2 separate regions of the Homo sapiens genome follow, and region 1 is linked to region 2. The links are chromatin contacts, found by Hi-C or POLR2A ChIA-PET in ENCODE. All regions are on one chromosome and are shown on one strand. The core of a region is the stretch at or near the end of the contact, and the rest is flanking DNA. Distances in the headings are between cores, read along the strand shown.

The links. A loop is a pair of places that touch in the nucleus more often than their neighbours do. ChIA-PET counts read pairs that join two places held with the same protein, here RNA polymerase II (POLR2A). Pooled maps may share reads with other maps.
Region 1: a map of mammary epithelial cell shows a loop between it and region 2 (2.7-fold over the local background). The contact joins two enhancer-like sites. A Hi-C loop is called at or near these places in 2 of 168 maps with a recorded cell type or tissue (GM12878 and mammary epithelial cell), 5 of 37 single-sample maps with no recorded cell type and 4 of 50 pooled maps. POLR2A ChIA-PET finds 5 or more read pairs at or near these places in 3 of 52 experiments (GM12878, K562 and MCF 10A).

Annotation. Positions count from the first base shown.
Region 1 is chr3:116,036,965-116,041,116 of GRCh38, reverse strand. The region is part of intron 2 of LSAMP (limbic system associated membrane protein); the gene reads left to right. All of the region lies in intron 2 of LOC124906269 (a long non-coding RNA gene), which reads right to left. Among named protein-coding and RNA genes, the nearest start is that of SNORD155, 130 kb to the right of the region's middle. Within about 2 kb of position 2,401, at least 2 of the 41 ENCODE cell types and tissues checked have a DNase peak (open chromatin) inside an H3K27ac peak, as active enhancers do.
Region 2 is chr3:115,999,169-116,002,802 of GRCh38, reverse strand. All of the region lies in intron 3 of LSAMP (limbic system associated membrane protein), which reads left to right. All of the region lies in intron 1 of LOC124906269 (a long non-coding RNA gene), which reads right to left. LOC124909414 (a long non-coding RNA gene) reads left to right here. Exons shown (of 2, transcript XR_007096014.1): 1 at 1-1,995. Among named protein-coding and RNA genes, the nearest start is that of SNORD155, 96 kb to the right of the region's middle. Within about 2 kb of position 2,347, at least 3 of the 41 ENCODE cell types and tissues checked have a DNase peak (open chromatin) inside an H3K27ac peak, as active enhancers do.

The sequences.
Region 1 (4,152 bases), core at 1,152-3,651, 38 kb before region 2:
CCCAATTTCTACAAAAAGTTTAAAACTTATCCAGGTGTGGCGGCTCACACCTATGGTCCCAGCTACTCTGGAAGCTGAGGCGGGATGCTCACTTGAGCCCAGGAGGTTGAGGCTATAGTGAGCTGTAATCACACCACAGCACTCTAGCCTAGGTGACAGAGTGAGACCCTGTCTCCAAAAAAGTAAATAAATAAATACAATTAAATTAAGAAAACAAATTAGCCAGGCATGGCGGCATGTATCTGTAGTTCTAGCAACTCAGAAGGATTGCTTTAGTCCAGAGATTTGAGGCTGCAGCAGGCATGAGCCACTGCACTTCAGCCTAGGCAGCAGAGTAAGACCCTGTCTCTTAAAAGAAAAAAAAGGAAGAAAGAGAAGAAAAGAAAAGTGACCTCATTTACTCTAGCCACTTCAGGTTTCCTAACATGAAGCTGCCTTGGGAGACTCCTCCATGGCCACCTACATTCCATCAAAGGTATTCCAAACGGTGTTATCACAATTTTATTTGAGATTATGTTCACTTCTTTTGTGGAATTGCTAGGGCAGTTAATAATGGCAGAAATACAGAAGTGAGAAACAACCAATGGAATAAGAATGGTGGGTACACAAATAAACAAGAGATGGCATGTAGAGCATGTGCATTTCAAGGTTATGTGTGCTTTATGTAGAGGGAAAAATGAATGTAGTTTTTTTGTCCAGATGAGCTCTACACAGATAGCAGTCATTTCTCCTTGCTTATCTGAGACCGTTGGACAACTGTCACCTCCCTTCATCTCCTTTCAGCGAAGACAGATTGCTCTCATCAGCTTTCCATTCTGAATTCTTCTCCCTTGACCTGTGTCTCTTAAGTCCCATTCTGGCAGTGGGAACATACGCATTGAATTTTCTTCCATCTATAGAAATACTGGAGTGAGGTCAGAATCATAGTGTTTTGCCTGAGAGTTCCCCTCCCCTCAACTGTGTTTACCCAGGAAGGATAAAACTATCCACACATAACAGGAATTTGCTTTCTCTTTGGGTATGTCATTCTACTGTGCACTGTGCTTCAGCGAGCTTTCCATTGCCTTCTGTTTAATTCCACTCCCAGTAAGTAGAAAAGGGGACCAGTTTTTTTCCCCCCCCAAAGAGAGGCAGAGTAAAGAGCTGCTGTTACCTGGAGCGTGGGGACTCAAGATGAGACAGGGCTTTAGCGATGTATGTTGAGGGCAAAAAGGAGGACTTTGAAAGGTGAACCTTAAAGAGACAAGCTGGTCATTGAAAACTAAATTGCCAAACTTGCCTCCAGTGAACAAATGCACCTGCCATTCGTATTGCAGCCAATTTGCTGTTTCTACTTTTATCTCTCTCACGCAGCAGGCTCCAAACTCTCAAAGGTTTTCCTGTGGCCTCTCTTTGTAATGCCCCACCCAGCAGGACTGTTAGATAGAGGCTTCTGTGTAGGCATTTTATTCCCACCTTCTCTCCCACTCATTGCATTAAAATAAATTGAAACAATAATATTCCCAAGAGAAGTAAAGTTCTAAGGAGCAACAGCTCTTCCTCCAAACCCTAATGCTACTGGAAGCTGTCCAGCTTTTCAAGATGGTGCATGGTGCCTCCATAAAATACAGGCACTGGAGCCTAGCCACCAAGGGAGAGACACTCTGTGCTGTTAACACGTTACTTAGGTGTGAAGTAATGCTTTTAAATGTACTCTCACAGAGTGAATAATAGCTTCTGGAGAAAGACTTCCTTTGATGGATGAAATTGTATAAGCAGGGTCTCATCCCCAAAGCATTTTTTGCCATGTGCAGAAATGTTTGATAATGAATGATCATCAAGTGACTAGTTTTAATTACCTAAACAGGAGGGGGAAACACCATCTTTCCATAAAAAGAATTCAGAATGACAAATGTAGATTTGCTTATGTGAAAACATTCAATTCAATCATTTCCAAAAGATTTGTTTCAACATGTATTGTTGAGCTTTCACAATAGCTTACATTTCTCAACCCTGAAAGATGCTTCCAGTTACAGACTTCTAATTCTCTATGCCTGTGGTTCTCTGAAGACACCTCTATACATTTAAATATAGGCTATTGCAAACACTGGCAGGGAAAAAAAGAAAGACCTTGGAACTGCATCAAATATAGGTTGTTTTTATCCTCCCTCTCTCATGAAAACCTGAAGTAAATGCTATGCAAAGTATTCTAATGCTGCCTTAAGGTTGGTATTTTTATTTGCACAAAAGAAACATTATTCAATTGTGGTTTCTCAATCAACTATAACTCTTACCCAATATAAGGGAAGATCTCAGTCTTTTGTCTTATAACATGCAGAAAATGACAAGCATTTGAGCAATATTTCTATTCTGTTGCCCTTCGTGGTCTTTCTGACTTGCACTTCTCTCTCTTACTTTAGGCCAGCCAAATGAACAGCCTTCAATTAAAAGAGGAAGTGCTAAGTGACTGTAGTGTGTATCTCAGAATGAGAGGCGGGTGTATATATATAGCATACATCTCAGAGAAGGGGAGAGAGCTCTCATCTGAGAGCAAAGGAATTAGAAATAAAAAGAAAGTATTCAAGGCATTCCACGGTTCAAGAAATAAATCCTATTTAATGCTTTAGTTTTCTCTACAGAGATGTTACAGATTCAAGTAAATAAAAGTTGCTGGTCACCTGTTACCTCCCAAAAGTGTATGTCCAGAGAGAGGTCTCTGGCCTTCACTGATACATTTATTCATGCTTTCCCTTTCTGTGTTCCAGAGAAATATTTCAAATCACTATTTCTGATGTTCCAATCAGGTGGCACTGGCGTCTTCAGAGATTAGTGACATTTATTATGAATACTTCCTATATTCCAGACATCATGTATTTCACACGCATTATTTTATTTAAAATTTGTAAAGGCCTATAAGTTAATTTTCCCATCCTTCAGGTGAGAAAACTGAAAGATTAAGTAATTTCCCCAAGATTAAATAGCTAGTAAATTGAGGAACTGGGACTGAAACAAGGCTCTGAAACCCAGTGTCTAACCACCAAATTATACACTATGAATACATATTGAAAGAGATAGTCCCCATCCTCTTGGATCTTCAGACATCCTTTGTTCAGGACATTGATCACACTCATATCTTTTATTCTAGATCCCTGGCCTCTTATGTTCATCCATATAAGGAAGCATTAACCATGAGACTATGGAAATTCAGCTCAAGGGTTAGTCCTCCTGGTTCACTTCTAAAATGCTCATCTAAACAGAATAAGCTTATACCACTGAAGTTGAGTACAATCTTGTCATATAGGACATTACTGATATATATATATCAGTATGATTATATATATGATTATATATATGCACATACAAACTATAAAGGTGTGCTAGGCCAAGTATAACCACATAGTCATGGGACATATTCTGCAAGCCCTACATAAAAATCAGTAATGTTACCATACAATTCTGGCTCAATTTTATCTTCCTTTTGTGCTTTCTGAGAAGAAGATTACATAAAAGAAAATATTCTAAGCATATATACCCAATATACTTTCCCTAAATGATTTAGTTAATCCTTGTGTCTGTCCTGGAATCTAGAAAATTGGAATGTTATTTTTATCTCTTTGGAGATAAAGAGACTGAACTATGGAGAGATTTTGTAGCATGAAGGAGCCCTACTGAGAGTCAGAGAAAGTATGGGGCTCAAAATCTAGGTCTCCTGAAGCCTTGCATTTAGTGAATGGGACTGCTCTTAGATAACTGCTTACTTATGTAGGCCAGATCTTATTTTCTATCCAGAGTCACACATTTTCAGTTTGTCCCTCTCACTATTATCCTGAAATCCTCCCTGGTTGGCCTTAAAAATAGCTTCTGTACTAGAAATATATTCAGTGAAATTCCTTTATGTTTTTCTTATGAAGAAATGATTGTTTAATAAGGAAACCTGCAAAATGCCAAATATAGAATTGTTTCACTATGGGAAACTGAGAACATACTTGACCTATGTTTGAAATCTTATTTGTTCTGATAAAGCATAATTTTGTATTTCAGTAAGGGAAACTAATACAGAGGTCCCCGAGTCCTTGCATTGATTATGTAACAGATTTTCCTTAAATAATTCCTGAGGTATTGTCTTTCTCCTCTAGCTGGAGGAAGAAAAAAAGATCTGCAGGTACAAAAGAT
Region 2 (3,634 bases), core at 1,098-3,597:
ATAAAAGAGAAACATTTAACATAATTCAGAGGCAAGCAGCCAAAGTAAGCTGAGGGCAAAAGGTTAGCAGAGAGGACATTTGTCTACAGCTGAGAAACAGAAGCCCATTTTGGTTCCATTTGCATGTACTTTCTTCCTGTCTGGACATTTTGTCCACACAGCTGTAACCTCCACTACCCCTTGGCTAGTATCTCTCTCATAACCTTAATCATGACTTCCCCTTATTCTCTGAGTGCACTGGGATTTTTTTTTCCAAGGGATGCTTTCCTGCTCCTCCAGCAATGTACAGAGGGATGTAGGGGTATGTGGTGCAGCTGGGAAGACAACCAAAACTGCGCATTCAAAAGGCCTGTCAGATGGCATCCAAAGCTTCTTTCAGCCTGGCTTTCTGCCTTTGCATTTCTCCTTCCTAATATCCCCGTGTGTTCTCCAGTGTCTGGCACCAAGAAAATATTCTTCATCTTTTTTTTTCCTTTTATGCTCTAACTTCAAGTTCTTCTCATCTTTAAATGCAAGCTCTAGGAAACAGAAGACTAAGCAACTGCCCTCTCTAGGGCATAAGTGTTAGTAAGCCACACACAGTGGAGTGGGCAATTGCCAGGGGAGCCTGTCTCCTGCTGGTTTGGACCAGGGCAAGGTGAGAATCTGACAAATATTAGCAGAGCTTCTGTGTGAGCTTGATTCCCATGACCTTATGGAATTCTATAATTTTGATTTCAGGATCACTCTAACTCATCATCTATAGAAAGATGATATTGTTTCAAAAGTTAAAGTCAAAGAGAAAAGAAAGAAAAGGATAACATTGTGATGAAAAGTTCGTTAAGAGGAGGGTGATAGACAGAATAATGACCCCCCAAAGATGTCTATATTTGAACCTCTGAAACCTGTGAATATGCTACCTTACATGGCAAAAGGGACTTTGCAGATGTAATTAAGTTAAAATCTAAAGATGAACAAATTAGTTTAGATTATTTGGATAGGCCCAATGTAATCACAAAGATCTTTATCAGAGAGAAGCAGGAAGGTCAGAGTGCCAAGGGAATGTGAAGATGGAAGTGAGGGTTGTAGTTAGAGAGAGAGACTTGAAGATACTACACTGCTGGTGTGAAGATGGAGAAGGCGGCCACAGCCAAGGACTGCAGGCAGCTTCCAGAAACTGGAAAAGACAAGGAAACAGATTCTCCCCCTCAAACCACCAGAAGGAGCTCAGCTCTGCTGACATTTGGACTGTAGCCCAGTGAGACCCATTTTGGACTTCTCACCTCCAGGACTCTAAGATAATAAACTTATATTATTTTAAGCCACTGAGTTTGCATAGCAATAACAAACTAACACAAGCAGTTTCCCCTCAGAGTTCTTCATGGGCAGACACTCAGTTATGTAAAATTAGCTTGAGCTTTTCTGGAAGGAAATAAAAGATACGGAATATATGCCTGTACAGAATTCCTTTTTTTGGCATAATGGTGTATAATGGGGAATTGAAATGCTCTGATCAGTGATGTTAGCACATATTTTATTACTGGTGACTAATATTCAAAGAATTGTATTATGTTCAACTGTAATGCAAAAAATGACAAAGGAAGCTTTTCTGTTTTTTTCTTTTCCTTTTTTTCTTTTCTTTTTTTGTATGATCCACAAAGCACTTTAGGAACTTGCACTGCCTCGGGGTAATCATTGTGAACATCAATTATCATTGTACCATTGAAGCACAGAAGCACCCGCTAGTAATAATATTTCTAGGTGATGAGCACCAGATAAACCATCATTTACTATGATATAGTGCCTTGATTATGCCTGTTAAATTACAACTTTGGGAAAACTGCATAACTGTTTCAGAATTAAAATTTACTCATTTCAGGTATTTGCTTTGAAACACCATGACAACAGAAATAGAATGAGAGATAAAAGGAGGTCCCATGGTTACTCTTAAATGCAGCTCTTAGAATGCTGACATGAGAACTCCTCATCAGTGGTCTCTACTAGAAAAGGGGTTAGGTAAGCAGGTGTTTTGCTTTAGTCTCATTTGGTGAGCATGTGGGGTGTCCTCGACTTCAGGGTTATGAACCTGTCATACAGATACAACATTTTTATTGCCAACACCTGATAACATGTGTTACTTGAAGGAAGAGCCAATATCGTCTTTCCTCACTCCCCTTCTCCATGTGTTATAATTCATAGAACAGAACCAGGTCCACAACAAGTACTCAGTGAATGAATAAGCTAATGTTGAGTTCTTTAAATAGCAGTTGCTGACATTGGTGCAGCCCTCAGTGTACCAGGTGCTTTCCCACACATGGCTTTGGTTGATCACTCAAACACACAGTGAGGTGGCCATCCGCGTTTGAGGAGGTACAGCTGCTGATTCATGATGACTCATAGTCACATAGTCTGCCATGGAATTCTGGTTCCATCATCCCTATCTAGGGGTTCTGGGGAAATTTACTTAACCTTCTCAAGTCTCAGTTTTCTCATCTGCAAATATATATACATATATAGTTCTTGTATCGTCAGGTTGTTGTGATGATTAAGTGAGATGGTTTCCACAGTGGGCTCTAGCATAGAGCCTGGCACTTACAAAGGAGTGTATAAATCATAGATTTTTGCTATTCTCAGTTGGTGCAGGAAAACAAAGAGTAGAGGCATTAAGTGACTTACCCAAAGTCCCTAATACCAAGAGAGAAAATCTGGCTTGAATCTTCTCTTGATACTGGGTAATTATCTGAGTCCAGAAACCATTGTTTAATCTCTCTTTCTTCTTTGTTGTCTCTTCCCAGTGTGCACAGATACATGCACACACACAAACACACACACCACACATACCCCTGCATCACTGCCCAGTTTGAGTTGCTGGGGAGAATGACTGGGGAACGCCACATGTTCTTGTCAGGAACCTGCTAATGGCAGCTGACAGCTGTGCAGTGGCAGAAGCTGTGTGCTTGCAGGGGCCAGTCTCCAACTGAGAGGAGCAGTTTCACACCCAGTCCTAGGAAAGGCATTCAGCTTTTTCCTCCTTCCCATGAGAGCCCGAGGCAGCCTCCCTCCCCACCAACCACTGTGCTCATACAGCGATTAGTTTATCTGCCCTTCAGTAACCTGCTAATTCCAGGTAATGGAAAAAACCCTTCGCAGAAGTGGTTTACCAAACCACCTTCAGGATTCTAAGGAAACAGGGCTTCCTTCACATGTCCAAGGTTTAGAGATGGAGATGGGTACCTTTTCCCATGAATGGTAGCCTCAGGGATTTGAATCTTTTTGTTTTATTCCTCTTTCCCCTGAAGCTCATCCTTCAAACCAGGCTCTTTAATTTAGGACATGACGGGGTCCACATATTAGGATAAGCACAACATATTAGCTCTGCAGGAGCTGCCAGAAAGGACAGTAGCTATTTTGTGCTTTAGGTTTTGAGGAGAAGAGAATTTGACAAATGGCCCGTGTCCTTGGGGGATAACAAAGCAGCAAGTCTAGGGTAGCCAGAGAGGAGAATGATAAAGACAAGGGGAACACTGATATTCAGCTTTCCAAAATCTCTCTTCCCATGGAGGGAAAAGAAACATTGTTCAAGTTGCAAATCCTGCTGCTTGTGATTCGGAAGATTCCTGTCACTGAATATGCAGCTGAGCAGCCCTCTTTGCAA